2 separate regions of the Homo sapiens genome follow, and region 2 is linked to region 1. A link is a loop called in an ENCODE intact Hi-C map of the cell type or tissue named here. Cell type or tissue: mammary epithelial cell. All regions are shown on one strand. Links, peaks and the distances in the headings refer to the core of each region. The heading gives the core; the rest is flanking DNA. Region 1 overlaps RBM33 (RNA binding motif protein 33). Region 2 has its middle 31 kb from the start of LINC03010.

What was found. A loop is a pair of places that touch in the nucleus more often than their neighbours do. Peaks named below come from ENCODE experiments on the same cell type or tissue, not always from the same donor. Only the 100,000 strongest peaks of a DNase experiment are listed, where the experiment ranks them.
Region 2: a loop joins it to region 1, with 12 times the contacts of the local background. A loop is called at or near these places in 4 of 110 quality-filtered maps.

What each region holds. Positions count from the first base shown.
Region 1 is chr7:155,737,614-155,740,527 of GRCh38, forward strand. RBM33 (RNA binding motif protein 33) reads left to right here. Exons shown (of 18, transcript NM_053043.3): 10 at 1-49; 11 at 447-790; 12 at 2,102-2,413. Among named protein-coding and RNA genes, the nearest start is that of SHH, 73 kb to the right of the region's middle. In mammary epithelial cell, for the core only: a CTCF peak has its summit at 1,241 (motif pointing left); a DNase peak (open chromatin) is centred at 1,238.
Region 2 is chr7:155,411,122-155,414,035 of GRCh38, forward strand. No RefSeq gene overlaps it. Among named protein-coding and RNA genes, the nearest start is that of LINC03010, 31 kb to the left of the region's middle. In mammary epithelial cell, for the core only: a CTCF peak has its summit at 1,712; no DNase peak of the experiment used is centred there.

The sequences.
Region 1 (2,914 bases), core at 237-2,736:
TGGAGAGCCCCACCCCCGCCTCAGGATCGAGACCCTTTCTTCTTAGGAGGTACAGAAAGAGTGAGTGGTGTGGAGTAACAACAGAAGCTGCATTGGGTGATGTGCCCAAACACATTTATTTTGTAAACTGAATTGAACTCCCAGTTGGAGATGTTAGGAATGCCAGGTTTTTGTACCATAGCAGTTCTGCCTGTCATTTCAGGTGCTAAAATTGGACATTGTTGGTATCTGAAATCGGAACATCTCATATAAAAGGGAATTTATGTATAGAAAATGACAAATGAAGCAATCTAGAAATAAGAGGCAAAATCTGGAATTGTTTCCAACATTCATAACCTGTCAACACTTGTGACTTCTGTCCACAGTAGGATAGTGCTTCAGACTGCTTTTCTGAGAAGCACATGGTCTTTTTAACCTGAAGTTAATGATGTTGTGTTACCTTTCAGTTTCAGGTGAACCAAGATTCCCGAGCCATCTTTTTCTGGAACAGCGAAGTCCCCCTCCACCACCACCGCCTCCTACCCTTCTTAACAGTAGCCATCCTGTTCCTACTCAGAGTCCTCTACCATTCACTCAGCCAGGACCAGCATTTAATCAGCAAGGACAGCAGCCAGTGTTCCCAAGAGAGCGGCCCGTACGACCAGCCTTGCAGCCTCCAGGTCCGGTGGGGATTCTGCACTTTAGCCAGCCTGGGTCGGCAACCACACGGCCCTTCATTCCTCCTAGACAGCCGTTCCTGCCAGGCCCAGGACAGCCGTTTCTGCCCACACACACACAGCCCAACCTGCAGGTAATGCATCCTGAGTGAACCTCCAGGGAAAAAATGTGTAGCTTCAAGGCTTTGTGTTCCATAAAGTTTCAGATTTTTATTTGAGCCTACTAATTTGTGGTTATTTAAAGAATAGAGTATTAGTCTCAAATGTACTGTTTGTTAAAGACAACTTTTTTCAACAATGTTACTTATCTCAATACAAGAAAAAAATGGGAAAATGTCATTTTTTGGGAATTGAAAAATGCTACTTATTATAATTGTTTAAAGGGTATACTACTAATAAAATTAGGACATGTTTTGATAATACATTTGCTCATCTGTATAAAATTTCATGAGAGGTTTACCAGTGGAAATACTTTGTCAAATTATATTCCTGCAGTAGACAGTTTTGAAAAGAGTCTTTGCATGGAGGGAAGAAGATGTTGCTGTTCACTGGTTATTTGAAGGCCTTGAGTGCCCTCTGCCGACCGGCTTCTGCTTCATGGGTTTTCACTGGTTATTTGAAGGCCTTGAGTGCCCTCTGCCCATCGGCTTCTGCTTCATGGGTTGACATGCGTCTGTAACATCTTTCTTACCAAGTGTATATTTCTTCTTGTATTGTAGGGTTACTATTAAAATACATAGCGATGGTAAACTTGAATCAACTATTTAAAAATACGTGGAATACGTATCTAAGCCAAAAACGGAAAATGAATATTATCTAGGGTGTTAAAGGAAGATAAAATGTTTTTAAGAATTTTTCTTTTTATTAAAAAAATGCAATTAATACATCCCCATTGCAGAAATTTTCAAGTATATATAAGAAAGGAAATTAAATACTCTCGTTACCTAGAAACAATTCAGGAGCTTTTTTTTTTGTCTTTTTTTAAATGCACATCTTCTCGCCACCTGCTTTTTCCCTCCAGTGTCACATATCATTTGATCTTTTCATGTCAGCGAGTTGGTTTTGATGCCATCGTTTGAGAGTGCTGTATGCGGTTCCCTTTCATGCTGTCTGTGTGGTTGCATGTGTGTATACTGGTTTCAGTACTTTAGTATCATAGTGCTACAGGGAACATGCTTTAGAGTTATGAGTTTGTCTGCATACCTAGTTTTCCTTAGGACAATTCAATCCTAGAATTACTGGATTAAATATAAAATTTAAGGTAATAGCTTCTGGCTTATTACTGCATTTTAGATAGTATTACCTTCATCAGCAAGTCTAAAATGAAGTTTTGGTATCGCTGAAAGTTCCTTTCTTGTGTTGAGGTTTTTTAGGAAATGATTGAAGTGATTATGCCCGGTGTAACCATTTATGAACTGTTGTTTCTCTTTCTTTGGAAATGGAAGGGGCCGTTGCATCCTCCATTGCCCCCTCCGCATCAGCCTCAGCCTCAGCAACCTCAGCAACAGCCCCCGCCACAGCACCAGCCTCCGCACCAGCCCCCGCACCAGCCCCCGCCCCAGCACCAGCCCCCACCCCAGCACCCACCACAGCACCCGCCGCAGCACCAGCACCACCACCACCACCACCACCTGTCCGTCCCGCCCCCTCCTTTGATGCCGATGTCTCAGCCACAGTTCCGGCCTCACGTACAGACCGCTCAGCCTCAGGCCAGCAGCAGCCGGATGCAGTGCCCCCAGCGCCAGGGGCTCCGGCATGTAAGTGTCAAGGGGTGTCTTCCCTGTGTCTTCCTGGGAGGCCTTTTAACTTACAGGACTTGAGGGGCATAATATGTAGGTTAGAATATTTTCCAGTTCTGATTTCTGTTTATAAAATGTGTAGTACATAGTTCTGAAGTGAATCCATGTTTTAAAAAACACTCAGGTGATTTGTTTTCTTGACTACAAGAATTGATAAGATACTCCTTTTGTGTCTCAAAGACTGTGTTAATATTTACTTAAGCATCTTTCTTGTATCTAGATATTTCTATAGCAATAGACAGGAATTAATAGACACGTAACTTTAGAAAATACTTTTGGGTGGTAGTCACTTTCCCTTTACCAGTGGCTTATTTTTTGATGTATAGATTATCTCTGTCTTTTTGGTCCCTGAATAAATACATAAATGAATTCAGGAAAAATACGTTGACTGTTCTGTTGCCAGGTGCTACTCTAGTCCTGGAAATACAGCAGTGAACAGAAGAGACAAATTCTTTTCCT
Region 2 (2,914 bases), core at 219-2,718, 330 kb before region 1:
GATCATGGACATCATGGGGAAGCCATTGTTCTGCCAACATCTAATAATAGAGACCCCCAAGTTTCCTCCCTCTTCTTGGGCCAGGAGTCCCCTGGGGCTCCCTGCCTCCTCACTAACCACTGTGACCTTGCTCCAGGGCCCGTAATGTGCCTCTTCCTCACTGTGACCTTTGCCAGTTCCCGACCAAGGCCTCCCCACCACTCTTACCTCCTTTTCCCAGGAAGAGGGGGTCCCTCCAGGTCATCTGGGGGGTCTCTCCCCTCCTGCTTTCCCACAGCCTCCCTCTGAGGAACTCGGTGAGCCTTCCTCAGAAGGCCTTCCAGAGACCCCTTGCAAAGCCCAGCCCTAATGTGCCGTCCCCCACCTACCACTGAGGCCCCACAGGGCTCACCCACAGCAGACACTCACTGCAGATGTGGAGGTGCCTTAGTGCCTCCCCCTTATTTGACAGTCTTAAACATATGCCCTAAAACCCAACTGTCAGCCCCAAAGATGACCACCACCCATCCACCACATTGCTGGAGCCACAGAGCGACCAAGGGCTGACCCCTCCAGCCAACAGTGTGATCTGGGGAGTTACTCAGTCTCTCTGTGCCTCAGTTTTCTGGTCTAGGAAATGGGGATGATAATAATAGTATCAACCTCATAAGGCTGCTGCGAAGCTTAACTGAAATAATATGAATATTCGGCATAGCAACATGCTCAGTAAAAGTTAGCCATCATCATCACCATCATCATGGCCATCATCATCACCATCATCTTCATTGCCATCATCTTCATCACCATCATCATCACCATCATCTTCAATGCCATCATCATCACCATCATCGTCATCGTAATCTTCATCACCATCATCATCACCATCATCATCGTCATCTTCATCACCATCATCATGGCCATCATCATTGGTATTATTATGAGAATGCAGGTGGTCCCCTGCCAGGACCCGGCCACACAGAAATCAAAGGAGCTAAATGAGAAAGAGGAGCCCCGGGTCTGAGTTGGATTCTGCCACCAACAAGTGCTGGGGCCTGACTGCGTCACTTGTCCCTTGCAGATCCTCCTTGCCTGTGAAGTGGAGTGATGATGCTTTGCCCATGTCACGTGACGGGGTGAGACTCACACATACTAAGCCTGCAACAAGGTCTGAGAAGCCAGAAGCGCAACACAAATAGCGTGGAAGCGAGAGGTGTCCGGAGCAAGGCAGGGCGTTAGAGACGAGAGCAGGCCATCCCACCCCAGGGCCTCACAGCCCGGGCATCCCTGGGCATCCCTCCTTGGATGCTTAGAATAGTCAGGAATGTTCTCACCTCATTCTGTCACCCCTGGAGAAACAGAGGCACAGCAGGGTAGACTGCATGCCTCAGGCCCCCCAGCTGCATGTGGAAGAGCCAGGTCTCCACATGCCGGAAGCAATTCTTGCCTCTCTATGCTGCATGTCGTTCCTGTGACGACAGTGAGATGTCACCTCTGCAGACAGGGACAGCGTGTAGAGCGTGGCTCCATCCCATGCAGGAGGTGCCTGGAGGGCTTGGGACCTGGAATCACCCAGGCCCTGCCCCGGCCCTGGAGAACCTCAGCATCACGCGGCAGACCTGGATGTGGACCCGAATGATTCCAATATCCTGACATGGAAGGTGGCATCGGGTGTGCACACCCTGCCAGGGAGGACGTGGGAGCGCTGCTGTGCCTTGTGTCTGCAGGCACAGGAAAGCCCCCTAGAGGGCGCTTGATCAAGTCCGGAGACTCGCATCTGCCTGGCAGAGAAGGTGAAAGGGAGAGGTGGTCCCCTGGGAAGTCACAGCTGCCGGGGACCAGTGCACCTGCCGCACAGTGTGTGGTGCAGGGGTGTTGGGAGCCAGGCTGGGAGGGCAGGCGCGTGGCACCCACAGCTTTGCCATTCCCTCTGAGGAGTTTGCAATCCATTCTGTGAGCCATGGGGACCGGCTCACTTCTTAGAAGGCTTACTCCAGCAGCAGGGTGAGGAAGGACAGGGGAACAGGCTGAAGGGGACCCGTTCTGGGCTGCTGTGGTGACAACAGGGGAGGAACCAGAGCAGCCACACCAGGTACCGAGGAGGAGCCGCACCCTGAGATGCGGTCACTGCAGGGAGTGGTTGCTGTTCCCGTCCATGACCTAGGGGTAACCCGTGTGCCTCAGGCCCTGGCTCTGAGGCTGATGGGACATGTGTGTCCTGCCAGGCGTGTAGTAGCTGGGCATCAATGGTGGCTGTGATTCTGATGATGACGAGGGTCTCTGGGGAAGGGAGGCGTTCATTGTGGACGGTTCCTGGTGGCTGGTCAGGGAGTGGACAGGCCCTGGGGTCAGAGAGGCTGGTGGGCCCGGTGGACAAGCACAGGAAAGGCAGGGTGCCAGGGCGGTGAGGGTGCTCCGGCCGTCCTCCAGGAATGAGGCAGAGCACCAGCTCAGCAGGCAGAGAAGCCCTCACCTCTCAAAGCGGTTTCTCGTCCAGGTGAGGTTCTAAGGAAAGCAGCCGCTGGGCAGCAGGGGTGGCACTGACGCCTCACCGACTTCTTTCTCCAATGCTGGGAGCCCACCTGGGTGGGGAGCAAGTCCACGGGAGGGGTCCCTAACTTTCCTTTGTGATGTTCACTCATTCCGCAGATACTGGGTGAGTGCCTGCTGTGAGCCGAGTGCTGTGCTAGGAGCTGGCGGTCAGGGAGGAGCAGGAACGATGGATAGAATGAATGAGCGCGTGGAGGACTCGGCCTTGTCCAGTTCAGGAAGAACGCAATCTTGTCAAGTGTTTGTCATCCATGTGTTCATGCACTCATTAGACAGACATTTACTGAGGCCTCCTCTATTTGGGGCACTGCAGTGAACAAAACAGACAAAAGTCTCTGCCCTTGGAGCTTCAATTCCAGGGATTAAAATGAGTAACGATAACCATTGT